2 separate regions of the Homo sapiens genome follow, and region 1 is linked to region 2. Evidence: chromatin contacts called from ENCODE Hi-C or POLR2A ChIA-PET data. All regions are on one chromosome and are shown on one strand. The core of a region is the stretch at or near the end of the contact, and the rest is flanking DNA. Distances in the headings are between cores, read along the strand shown. Region 1 overlaps IQCE (IQ motif containing E). Region 2 has its middle 25 kb from the start of GRIFIN.

Evidence for each region. Hi-C counts contacts between places; a loop is a spot of excess contacts on that map. ChIA-PET counts read pairs that join two places held with the same protein, here RNA polymerase II (POLR2A). Pooled maps may share reads with other maps.
Region 1: a pooled map shows a loop between it and region 2 (9-fold over the local background). The contact joins two enhancer-like sites. A Hi-C loop is called at or near these places in 8 of 50 pooled maps. POLR2A ChIA-PET finds 5 or more read pairs at or near these places in 4 of 52 experiments (AG04450, B cell, IMR-90 and 1 more).

The regions. Positions count from the first base shown.
Region 1 is chr7:2,607,441-2,613,621 of GRCh38, forward strand. It overlaps IQCE (IQ motif containing E), which reads left to right. Exons shown (of 22, transcript NM_152558.5): 22 at 2,604-6,181. The coding sequence ends at 2,722. Among named protein-coding and RNA genes, the nearest start is that of TTYH3, 21 kb to the right of the region's middle. RefSeq lists enhancers at 2,633-3,206, 3,207-3,780. Within about 2 kb of position 1,596, at least 5 of the 41 ENCODE cell types and tissues checked have a DNase peak (open chromatin) inside an H3K27ac peak, as active enhancers do.
Region 2 is chr7:2,448,741-2,454,147 of GRCh38, forward strand. No RefSeq gene overlaps it. Among named protein-coding and RNA genes, the nearest start is that of GRIFIN, 25 kb to the right of the region's middle. RefSeq lists enhancers at 2,496-3,151, 3,152-3,805 and a silencer at 3,734-3,813. Within about 2 kb of position 2,796, at least 7 of the 41 ENCODE cell types and tissues checked have a DNase peak (open chromatin) inside an H3K27ac peak, as active enhancers do.

The DNA.
Region 1 (6,181 bases), core at 346-2,845, 160 kb after region 2:
CCGAGGTCCTTGCTGTCTTTATTTTTTGCTCTCAGCTCCAACAGGACCGAGGTGGCTTCCTCCTTCAGGCCAGCATTTCTCCTGTTTGTTTGTTGAGTAAAACCGTGTTATTGTTTCCTTTTCTACTTTGTTAAAGTCCAAAAACAGTCAGTGAAGAAGCCGCTGGCACTGCAGGATGCCACACCCTGGTGTGAGGCCTCATCCCTGCTCTGCCCGGAGCTGACGGGGATGCCCCAGCAGGCCCTGCCTTTCTCTGGCCGTCAGTCCCTTCATGTTTAAAGTAGAGAACGGGCTAGACAGCTGGAAAGCCACTCTCCACCCCAAATCTATGCTGCTCTGCGTGGACTTGAGATCCCGTGTCTTATCCTGCAATTAGAAACCCCCCATTGACACCTCCTGTAAAGGGAAGATGAGTGCGGAGGCACGCTGTTGAGACTCGGGACTGTCGGGAGATGGAGAAGGGCAGCCTTAAGACCCTGTTGAGGAGGGGAGTGTGGCGTGCGGGGCTGTTTCACGTGGGAAGTGTCAGGCGAAGGGCTTTGCTGTGCTGAGTCCTTAGGTCTCCAGGGTGGAGTCAGGGAAGGAGGAGAGAGAACAGCAAGGAAAACCACAAAGGAAGAGGCTCTTCTGAGCCCAAAGGGTGAGGGTGAGGAAGGCCAGGGGGTGAAGGAAGGGTGAGGCCTGCCCAGGACCCACATGCCTTAATTTGAATGTCCCTTCAGGACGGGCCCAGGGAGCCGGCAGCCCCCCAGTACCACTCCAGTAAGTGTGGGGGCCCGTGGCGGGCGGAGGCCTCGCTTTCCTGGGAGATCCCTCCTGTGCTGACGCGGAGTCACGGAGTTGGGAAGAGGCCGTTTTGAGGCCCGCATCAGACCTGGAGCCCGAGAGCCTTCCCTCCCCAGGGGGTCCCGCTAGGGGCTGTGTTTTAGAGAGTCTCCTGCACGAGCTAAGAACCGTATACCACGTTTGACCTGGAAATACCACGTATGAAATCACATTTTATTTTCATTTTTTAACCTAGTTTCGTCAGAGCTAGAAAACTTTGAACTTTGATATTCTCTCCAAAACTTCCATTTGTAAAGCTCAACACAAAGATGAGCAGCCTGGGGTTTCGGGGAGAATGTACAGACACGCAAAGCGGTCGGGCCGGCCTGTGACTCGTGGGCTCTGCAAAAGGCTTTCAGTTGTTCTCCGGGAGCCGATTCTACCGGCTTCGCCAGACCCTGCCTTTGGTGACCTTTAGAGGCTTTGATCAGGGCTAAAGCGTGCGTTGATGCTGCCCTTTTCTCTTGCTCAACGCAAGTGATTTTAAAGACGCAAGTTCATCCCCGTGACCCAGGGATTCAGCTTTATTGACCTAAGGAAATGTCTCTGTGAAAAGTATAAATCAAGCTTTTGTTTGAGCTGATTGGTTGTTTTTGAAGATAACCATGAAAGCTGTTTTTAATTTCATAAGGTTCCCCTTTAATATGAATTTTCTTGAAAGTTGCAGGAAAAAAAAGCTGACACAGTTACAGTATCTGCGGCATGGCCGAATTGCCATTTCCTTCCCTTTTTAAAATCTCACATGAGCAGTTCATTACTTTTTTACTTTCGTCTTTCAAGGCAGCGACACTCAGGCTCCCCGGCAAGGAGCTCTGGGGCTGCTGCTGTGGTAGGACCCGTCCCTTCTTCAGCTCTGGTACCCACCTCCATCCCGTCTGTAGGTGGCGTCCCATTCTAGAATGGATTAAAAGTTTGGAACGCTCTAGATGCTTAGGAAGGAGCATCCAAGGGGGAATGGCCGAGCAGCTTGCAAGCTCACAGCGATCCGTGCCTTGCCCCCTCCTGCCCTCTATACCAGTGGCCAGCGAGTTAACAGGGAAGTTGGCTTTTTTTTTTTTTTTTTTGAAGTGCAGTCTAGCTGTGTTGCCCAGGCTGGTCTGGAACTCCTGGGTTCAAGCCACCCTCCCACCTCGGCCTCCAGAGTCCTGGGGTTACAGGCATGAGCCACTGCACCCAGCAGAAACGCTCCTACACACGGGTAGCCACCCACCCAGGCCCCAGACTCCTGGACTGCTGCTGTGGGAATGGCTTTCAGGGAATGACTCCAGTGTGGACTCGAGGTTCCTCCATGCTGGCAAATGTCTGCTTTTGCAGGTGTTTTGACTGGGGGAAATGGTGAGAATACTCAGAGCTGAGTTTGAAGGTGAGGAGAGTGAGGCTTTCTGGCAGGTGTGTAAGTTGGTCCTGAGGCTGGAGAGTGAGGCTTTCTAGCAGGTGTGTAAGTTGGTCCTGAGGCTGGAGAGTGAGGCTTTCTGGCAGGTGTGTAAGTTGGTCCTGAGGCTGGAGAGTGAGGCTTTCTGGCAGGTGTGTAAGTTGGTCCTGAGGCTGGAGAGTGAGGCTTTCTGGCAGGTGTGTGAGTTGGTCCTGAGGGCGGAGAGTGAGGCTTTCTGGCAGGTGTGTGAGTTGCTCCTGAGGGCCTGTGTGCCCCATGGCTTACTGCTTCTCGGGGTGGCTGCCGTCTTGCCTGCCGGGGAAGAGCAGACAGTGTAAGGGTGTCCGTGGTGGCAGCCCCTGAGGTCAGCGTGGCTGACCCCTCTCCCTGTGGTTCATTTCTGCAGACCCCTCTCCCTCAGGGCCACAGGCCTTGGCACCTCTACCTGGGGATGACGTCAACTCCGATGATTCCGACGATATTGTCATTGCACCGTCTCTGCCCACGAAGAACTTTCCAGTTTAGGTCCCCGTCACTGTCTCCACGCCGTGATGGCAGCGCTGCCGAGGACATAGGAACCACGACTGGAAAGATAATTTATCGTGTTAGGAGAAGAACGATGATACCTACTTAACACCTCAGCATCTGCGTCGTGTCTCTTTGTGCTTTTGTTTGTGGAAGGAGACCCAAATGCCTTTACTTTATTCTCTGGGGAGGGCCAGCGGCTCGCATCCCCCTCATCTCCAGCTGCAGCTCGGATGGTGGATTTTCAGTGCCAACAGACACATCTGCCGTGAACTCGCAGATGCCAGGGAGCCCTGTAGTGACACGTTCTCTGACAGCACCTTGCCGCCTGCCCACGACCTTGACCGTGAGGAGCTGCTATCCGCAACCAGCGCCGACACCATGCCCCCTCTTCCTGGTGACACCCTCAACAACCAGGATTTGCTCGATCTCAGCCCAGCAGGCCAGGCAGACACACCCCGCTGTGCCTTAGGAAGGTGTGAGACCGGCTTCCCCCATCCCCACAGCAAAACACGGCCTGTCCCAAGCCAGTGAGGAGCTAAAGACACCCAGGTCCCCAAATGATCTTACTCCATGCCCCACCCGCTCACACCGTCCTTTCCCGTCACCCTTGCTATCCCCTGGAGCACTGCCCTCCAGAGCTGCCCTTCCCAGGAAGGAATTTGGTTGGATTCTGTCACTGTGGAGACCAAGATTTTTTAAAATTCCCAATTACAAAAGCAGCATCACACTTGCTTCTGAGAACAGCAGGGTGATGTCTGTTCCCAAGCTGGTGGCGGGAGCCTTAGCCTGTGTGGGGCCACCCGGGGAAGAGGAGGAGAGGAGGGTGAGGAGGCAGGCTCGCCGTTCCAAGGGACAGCATAGGCTCGTGGTGGGGCGTGTTGCATCTGGTGTCTGGGACAGTCCCCGTCACCCCATGTGTGCGGCCTCTGCACTCCCAAGCTCCATGGCTGGGCTGGGCTGGGCTGGGCTGGGCTGGGCCGGGCGTGCGGAGCCTGTGGAGCCAGCAGCTGCAGAGGCCTAGGAGGGAGTTCCTGGGGGAAGCGCACAGTGTCCAGTGCCCATCTCTTGCTTGTGTGTGAGATTAGCCCTTGCTGGGGCGTCAAGAGGAAGAGCCTTAGACCTGGGCGGGCCTTCAGGGGCATCTAGACCCCTGCACAGCCCAGGCCTGGTGTCTGCATTTCCACAGCACCCCTGTGGGGACTCCTGCCGGGGCTGGCCGCTGTCTCAGGAGAGACCCAATGGTTAGAAAGCCCCTTTTTACACAGCTGACAGCTTCTCCCAAGGCTTCCGTCCACGGGGACAGGCTTAACCCCTGGGCGCCTTTTCTGCAGCATGGCGGCCTTCTGAGTCACCTAAGCTGAGCCTGGGTCATTCTCTGTGGCGGTCAGAAGGCCGATGGCCCCAACACAGTGGCTTGTGAAAGGGAGAGAGGAGGCTCTGCATGTCCACCTGCTCTATGGGAGGAGGACACAGGTGTCCCCAGCCCAGCCTGTTCTCTCCCAGTCACTCAGGGATGGGGCCACCCAAAGTGCAGGACCCGCCCCACCCTGCGGTTCGAAGCCTGGCCCCTGTCTCCACTTAGCTTCTGTTTCTGCAGTGGGTGGAAGCGAGTCAGCGGGGGGCCTGGCTTGTGTACGTGTTTTCCTTATTTGGTCTGTGGGTTGCCAAGTCCATTTTTTTTTCCACTGAACTGGCTGGTAACTTGATGGACTGTGTAACTGACACAGGCCCTCTTTAGACCCCTGCCTTCACCCCACCCGCCCGGGTCCACTCCCTGGGGCGCTGTCCCAAGCCATCCCTGCTTGCCAGCTCAAAGCTTCAGGTCCTAGGAGCCAGTCCACCTCGAAAGCCCTGAGAAAGTGAGACACCTGCACATTCGCTGGGGGAGACCCTCCGTTCTCTTGTGGCAGCTGCTCCCACTTGTTAAACCAAGCTGTTTCTGCGGGACGTGCTCACTCTTGGGAACCAGTGGCCTAGAGCTTTGGGTTACAGGCATGGAGAGGGCTTTCCTGCCTCAGGCTTGGAGGCCAATGTTCCATACATAAACCGCCATGTCCTCTGGTGCAGCTGGGCTGCTCTTTTAAAAGCCAGCATCCATCTTGAAGCTCGCTGGGTAAATGGCAATGCATTCTCAAGCCAGTGTCTTCAGCTGATGCCCAGTGTCCAGTGCTGGTCACCAGTCCCCTTTGCTGGGTACAGCCTGCCTGGCTGTTCTGTGGTCCTGGAACGCTGCAGTGTGGTTTTGTTCCATGGAGACAGTACCAAGCGGAGAGGCCTCCTTGCCCACGGCCCCAGGGCCTGGGGGCCAGGGGTTCTGGCCCTGCGGGGACTTAGGCAGGAGGGGAAGAGAAGCCCATGGAGCCATGGGAGGGGTGAGCTGTGGGCGGGGCCTAGTCATGGGAGGGGTGAGCTGTGGGCGGGGCGAGCTGTGGGTGGGGCCTAGCCATGGGAGAGGTGAGCTGTGAATGGGGCTAGCTATGGGTGGGGTGAGCTGTGGACAGGGCCTAGCCATGGGAAAGGTGAGCTGTGGGCGGGGCCTAGTCACGGGAGAGGTGAGCTGTGGGCGGGGCCTAGTCATGGGAGGGGTGAGCTGTGGATGGGGCCTAGCCATGGGAGGGGTGAGCTGTGAGTGGGGCTGAGCCATGGGAGCAGCAAGCTGGTGGAGTGGGCTGGGCGGAGCTGTGGGGGCTGCTGGCAGGGCCTAGGAAAGTAGACAACTCCCGGGGGAGACGAAGTAGAGAGTGAGTCCCCAAGAAAGGGACTCCTGCCCCAGCGTCAAGTGCCAAAGCAGGCCCCATCTACCACTTCAGGGTCGACGTTGGTGGCAGGTGTTGTTCACGGTGTACTGATTGTCACTGCAACACCTCCACATCACCTTGAACTTCAAGAACAGCAGCAAAGCTGTATCTGCTATCAGAGGCTGTTAGGTAGTCCAGCTTTAAAATAACACACTCTTTCTCTATCCCATGCCCTTTAAACAAGCAGCCACAGGAGATGTCAGTCTCCAGGGCCTGGCCCCACTGTGTTGACAGCAGTCACGTCTGTTGAGCTGACACTGCTGAGGCTGAAGCTGGCCCCGTGCAGGTGGCTGGTGAGCCACAGGTGCAGTACCCGGAGGTGTGCTCTCCCCTAGAGGCCTGTCCCCAACTCCTCCCCTAGAGGCCTATTCCCGCTGCTCACAGACCTCAGCAGAGGCACCAGCTGGAGGGCTCCAGGGACATCCTTGGAGATACAGGAGGCTTTCCTGGCACAGGGCACAGCTCTTAGGAGGCCTTTGTAGGACGCTGTCTCCCCAGCGTGTCCTGCTCATCCAGGATGGGGAGAAAGAGGAGGAGGCCCCAGGCTCAGAAGCCAGGGACAGACTGCCGACGATTACCAAACTGAATCCAGGCAGTGCCATGACCCTGGGTGTCCCTTGGTTCACATCACCCACCAGACAGCTGCGGAGAGAGTGCA
Region 2 (5,407 bases), core at 1,546-4,045:
CATGTCTCCCTTTCCCTTCCCTTCCCTTTCCCTTCCCTTCCCTTTCCTTGTCCTTCCTTTTTCCTTCCCTTTTCCTTTCCTTTCTTTTTCTTTCAGAGTTTCGCTCTTGTTGCCCATGCTGGAGTGCAGTGGTGTGATCATAGCTCACTGCAGCCTTGAACTCCTAGGCTCATTTCTATTTATTTATTTATTTAGAGATGGAGTCTCGCTCTGTCGCCCAGGCTGGAGTGCAGTGGCACGATCTCTGCTCATTGCAGCCTCTGCCTCCCGATTCAAGTGATTCTCCTGTCTCAGCCTCCCGAGTAGCTGGGATTACAGGCGTCTGCCACCACGCCGGGCTAAATTTTTGTATTTTTAGTAGAGTCAGGGTTTCACCATGTTGGCCAGGCTGGTCTCGAACTCCTGACCTCAGGTGATCCACCCTTCTTGGCCTCCCAAAGTGCTGGAACTACAGGCATGAGCCACTGCACCCAGCCTTCTTTTTAAATATACATTTTTTGAGACAGGGCCTTGCTCTGTGGCCCAGGGCTGGGGTGCAGTGGCATGATCATGGCTCACTGTAGTCTCCACCTCCCAGGCTCAAGCCATCCTCCTACCTCAACCTCCTGAGTAGCTGAGACCACAGGTGCCTGCCACTATGCCTGGCTAAATTTATATTTTGTGGAGACAGGGTCTTGCTGTGTTGCCCAGGCTTGTCTCAAACTCCTGGGCTCAAGCAATCCCCCTGCCTTGACCTCCCAAAGTGCTGGGATTACAGGCCTGAGCTGCCGTGCCTGGCCTGGTCACATCTTGAATGGAATCGGGCTCCGTATTGTCCAGATACCTCCCATATTAAAAAAGAACTGGGGCCGGCAGCAGTCACACTTCCCAGCCCTTCCCTGAGCTTGGGTCTGGTGGGAGTGTGGAGACAGCAACAGGGTCCCTGTGTGTGCAGTCTGGCTGCAAGACTCAGGGGTGTGCGTGTGTGCACCTGTGTGTGCACCTGTGTGTGCACGGGTGCAAGGGCATCTGTGTGTCGTTTTCTTACAGGAAGGCGTGGGCCAATGACCAGCTGGAAGTGCAGGTTCATGTGTCCTCAGACAGTGGCTGGTGCCTCACGCTGGCTTCTGGCTGTGACCAGGGTAGCAGAGAGAGCAAAGAGGTCCTTTCCTCAGGTGGGTGGAGTGGGGCTTGAGCACAGTCCACATGCAGAGATGAGTGTGGACTCGGAAGACCCTGACCCCCTTGTATCAGTGTGTAGGGGAGGTCTCAAGGTCATTGCCCTACAGAAACCAGGCTGGGTGCGGTGGCTCACACCTGTCATCCCAGCACTTTGGGAGGCTGAGGCGGGTGGATCACCTGCGGTCAGGAGTTCGAGACCAGCCTGGCCAACAAGGTGAAACCCCGTCTCTACTAAAAATACAAAAATAAGCTGGGTGTGGTGGCACATGCCCGTAATCCCAGCTACTCAAGAGGCTGAGGCAGGAAAATCGCTTGAACCCGAGAGTTGGAGGTTGCCGTGAGCCGAGATTGCGCCATTGCACTCCAGCCTGGGCGACAGAGTGAGACGCCATCTGGAAAAAAAAAAAAAAGCGTAAAGAATTCCCTCCCTGGGGCCGAGGTGGCAGCTCTCCACACCTTCCCACAAGGGTGCCAGCTGAGGAGGGACAGTGGAAGGGGCCCCTGCAGGGCTGGGGGATGCCTCTGAGCGTTCCAGGCAGGCAGGCACAGGCAGGAGCTCCTGGAGCTGTAGCCTCCTCACCCAAGGCTTCCAGCTCCTTCCTGTGTGGGGTCTCAGACACGCGACCCACCCGGACGTCCGTGACAGTGTAGCTTCTTCATCTCCGGCATGACCCGAATTTCCTCGGGGCCCCCCACTCCCTGGGGAACAGGAAGAAAATACCCATTTCACCCTCACTGATATACACAGCACACAGGCACCTACGTACACACTTGCACACATCCAGTGTCTCAGCCCGTGGCTGCTTCCGCCCCACTGCCCGTCTTTGTAGCAGGACACAGGTGCACGCCTGGGGCCCAGGGCTCTCATCCAAGCTGGTATGTCCCACCGCCCCCCACCCTCTCCCAGGCACCCAGCATTTTGAGCCCAGAATCATGGGAAACTCCCGTCAGGTCCACACGGTGCTGAGCCCAAGCCTGCAGGGCTTGGGGGAGGTGGGCTGCTCTCAGCTTCCCCCAGCCTGGCCTGGCATCTCCTGGACCCCCGCAGGGGTGGCAGCTCAGCCCCTTGTGGGTTTTTTCTTTGGGGGGACAGACTCTCGCCCTGTCACCCAGGCTGAGGTGCAGTGGCACGATCTCGGCTCACTGCAACATCCACCTCCCGGGTTCAAGCGATTCTCCTGCCTCAGTCTCTTGAGTAGCTGGGATTACAGGCGCCTGCCACCATGCCCAGCTGTTTTGTATTTTTAGTAGAGATGGGGTTTCGCCATGTTGGCCAGGCTGGTATCGAACTCCTGATCTCAGGTGATCTGCCTGCCTCAGCCTCCCAAAGTGGTAGGATTGCAGGTGTGAGCCACTGCGCCTGGCCCTGTTCCAGGATCTTGGCTCTCTGTCCCGGGCAGGGTGCTTCCGGGCCTCTTTGATTCTGGCCACAATGCTGAGCCTGTCCCGCAGCCCTGGGAGTGGCCCCCAGACCTTCCACTGCCCCAGGAATGGCTGACGCAACTATTCCCCCCAACCAGTGAGACCTGTGCCTGCCCGAGGAAGGTGTGAGCCGGGCCATTTAGAGGAGCTCCCTCGGGTGGATCCACCTCTGAGTCCTGGGCCTGCAGCCTGGCACAGGGCTCCTGGAGGGGCTGCATGGAGCTGGGCAGGCCGGGCCCTGGGCATCTTCCACCAGGGGGCAGCCACGGCTCAGGAACGCGACCTGCGGCGCACCCTTGGCTAAACGCGGCTGCACGCAGGGCATGGGGTGGCCGGCCAAAGCGCATGTGAACCTGGTAATGCAATGTCCCCCGTGGGTCCGAAAGCCCTGAGGCCACCCGAGTGAGCATCCCTCCAGCCCTGAGGCCACCCTCCCGGGCCTCTGAGACACGGTCCCTGTGTGGGTGGCTGTACAGTCCCGGTTCTGGACAGGCCGTGGGGGGCACAGGAAGTGGCTGCTCAGCCCCCTGGGCGGCTGGACCAGGAGGGCACTGGGTGATCTGGGGGCACCGTGGCAGGGCTGGGCCTGGTCACCCAGGCTCTGACGCCCTCGTGATTCCTGTCTGCTGGGCCCCACAGCGCCCTCAGCACCATGCTGGCCATGCTGGCCAGAGCTGTCTTCCTCCCACCAAACACTGTCCGTGAGGGCGACCTGTTTCCAGTTTGAACCAAGTTCACACTGACTCCACCACTCACTTGCTGTTGGGTCACTGCTCTGGGCCCCTCTGGGGGACTCAAGGAGCTGAGTGGCTCCGACTCCCCAGGCCTGAAGCCCCAAGACGCGCTGCCAGGACCACGCTGGCTGAGGCCACTCTTTGAGCCCCTCCCCCACAGGTGGCCGAGCACACACAGTCCAGTGGGCTGAGGTGGCCCCAAGGGCAGGAACGTGGCATCTCTTCCCACCAGTCAGTGGCTCTGGGGGCACAAGGACTTGTCGGGGGAAGGAGGCAGCAACCGCAGGTCAGAAGCTGGAAGCAGCGGCCACTCAGCAAATGACACAGCTGAGCCGGAAAACCCAGTCCCAGGGCTGTGAAGAGCTGGGGCCGGCCTCACGGGGGCTCCCCAGTTTCCCCTGCCCGGCCCTGGGCCGGCCTCACGGGGGCTCCCCAGTTTCCCCTGCCCGGCCCTGCCCTGCCCTGCCCTGCCCTGCCCTGCCCTGCCCTGCCCTGCCCTCCCCTCCCCTCCCCTCCCCTCCCCTCCCCTCCCCTCCCCTCCCCTCTCCTCCCCTCCCCTTTCCTTCCTTTTTCTTTCCTTCTTTCTTTTCCTTCTTCTTTCCTTCCTTCCTCCCTCCCTTCCCTCCCTCCCTTCCCCCCTTCTTCCTTCCTTCCTTTCTCTCCCCCTCCCCACTCCCTCCCTCCCCTCCCCCATCCCCTCCCTCTCCCCTCCCCTCCTCGTCCCTTTGTCAGGGTCTTGCTCTGTTGCCCAGGCTGGAGTGTAGTGATGCAGTGAGCTGTGATCGCACCACTGCAGCCTAGAACCTCCCGGGCTCAAGGGATCCTCCTGCTGCAGCCTCCTGAGTAGCTAGGACTATAGGCATGCGCTACCAGGCCTGACTTTTTTTTTTTTTTTTTTTTTGTAGAAATGGGGTTTTACTGTGTTGTCCAGGCTGGTCTTAGGGTTGAATTCCTCCTGCCTCAGCCTCCCAAAGTGCTGGGATTACAGGCATGAGCCGCCACACCTGGCCGGGATTGTGCTGAATATGTAGATCAATTCGAGGAGCACTGCCCATCCATCCTTGAACATGGGCCCCGTCTCCATTTACTTAAGCCTCTTTTAATTTGTCTCAACAATATTTTGTCTTTTTCAGCATATAAGCCTTGCACTTTTTTTGTTACATTTATTCCTAAGTATTTTGTTATTCTTTATGCTATTGTGAATGAAATTGTTCTCTTATTTCTATTTTCAGAATGTTTGTTGCCAGTATATATAAAATAAAACACTATTTATTTATTTATTTATTTATCTATTTATTTATTTAGAGACGGAGTTTCATTCTTGTTGTCCAGGCTGGAGTGCAGTAGCACAATCTTGCCTCACTGCCACCTCCGCCTCCTGGGTTCAAGCGATTCTCCTATCTCAGCCTCCCGAGTAGCTGGGATTACAGGTGCCCACCACCACGCCCGGCTAATTTTTGTATGTTTAGTAGAGATGAGTTTCACCATGTTGGTCAGGCTGGTCTCAAACTCCTGACCTCAGGTGACTGGCCTGTCTCGGCCTCCCAAAGTGCTGGGATTACAGGTGTGAGCCACCAGGCCCAGCCTACAATTTGTTTTTATACATTCATCTTATATCCTGCCACCTTACTAAGCTTTATTAGTTCTAATAGCTTTGGGGTTGATTTCTTAGGATATACAGGACCATCATCTGTGCATAAAGATAGTTTTACTTTTTCCTTTCCAATCTGGATGCTTTTAATGTCTTTGTTTTGTCTTATTTCATTTTTGTTTTTCCTTATCACACTGAGTAGAGCCTGCAGTATAATGCTGAATAACAGTAGCGCATCAGATGTCCCACTCGCTTTGTCCCCCTGTTAGAGGGAAAATATTCTGGGATTTACTGTTATATACTTTAGCTGGGCCAGGCACAGTGGCTCACGCCTGCAATCCCAACACTTTGGGAGGTCAAGGCAGGAGGATTGCTTGAGCCTAGGAGTTTGAGACCAGCCTGGGCAACACAGCAAGATCCCATAAAAAATGCAAACAAAATTTAAGTTAGCTGAGTGTGGTGGTGTGCACCTGTAGTCCCAGCTACTTGAAAAGCTGAG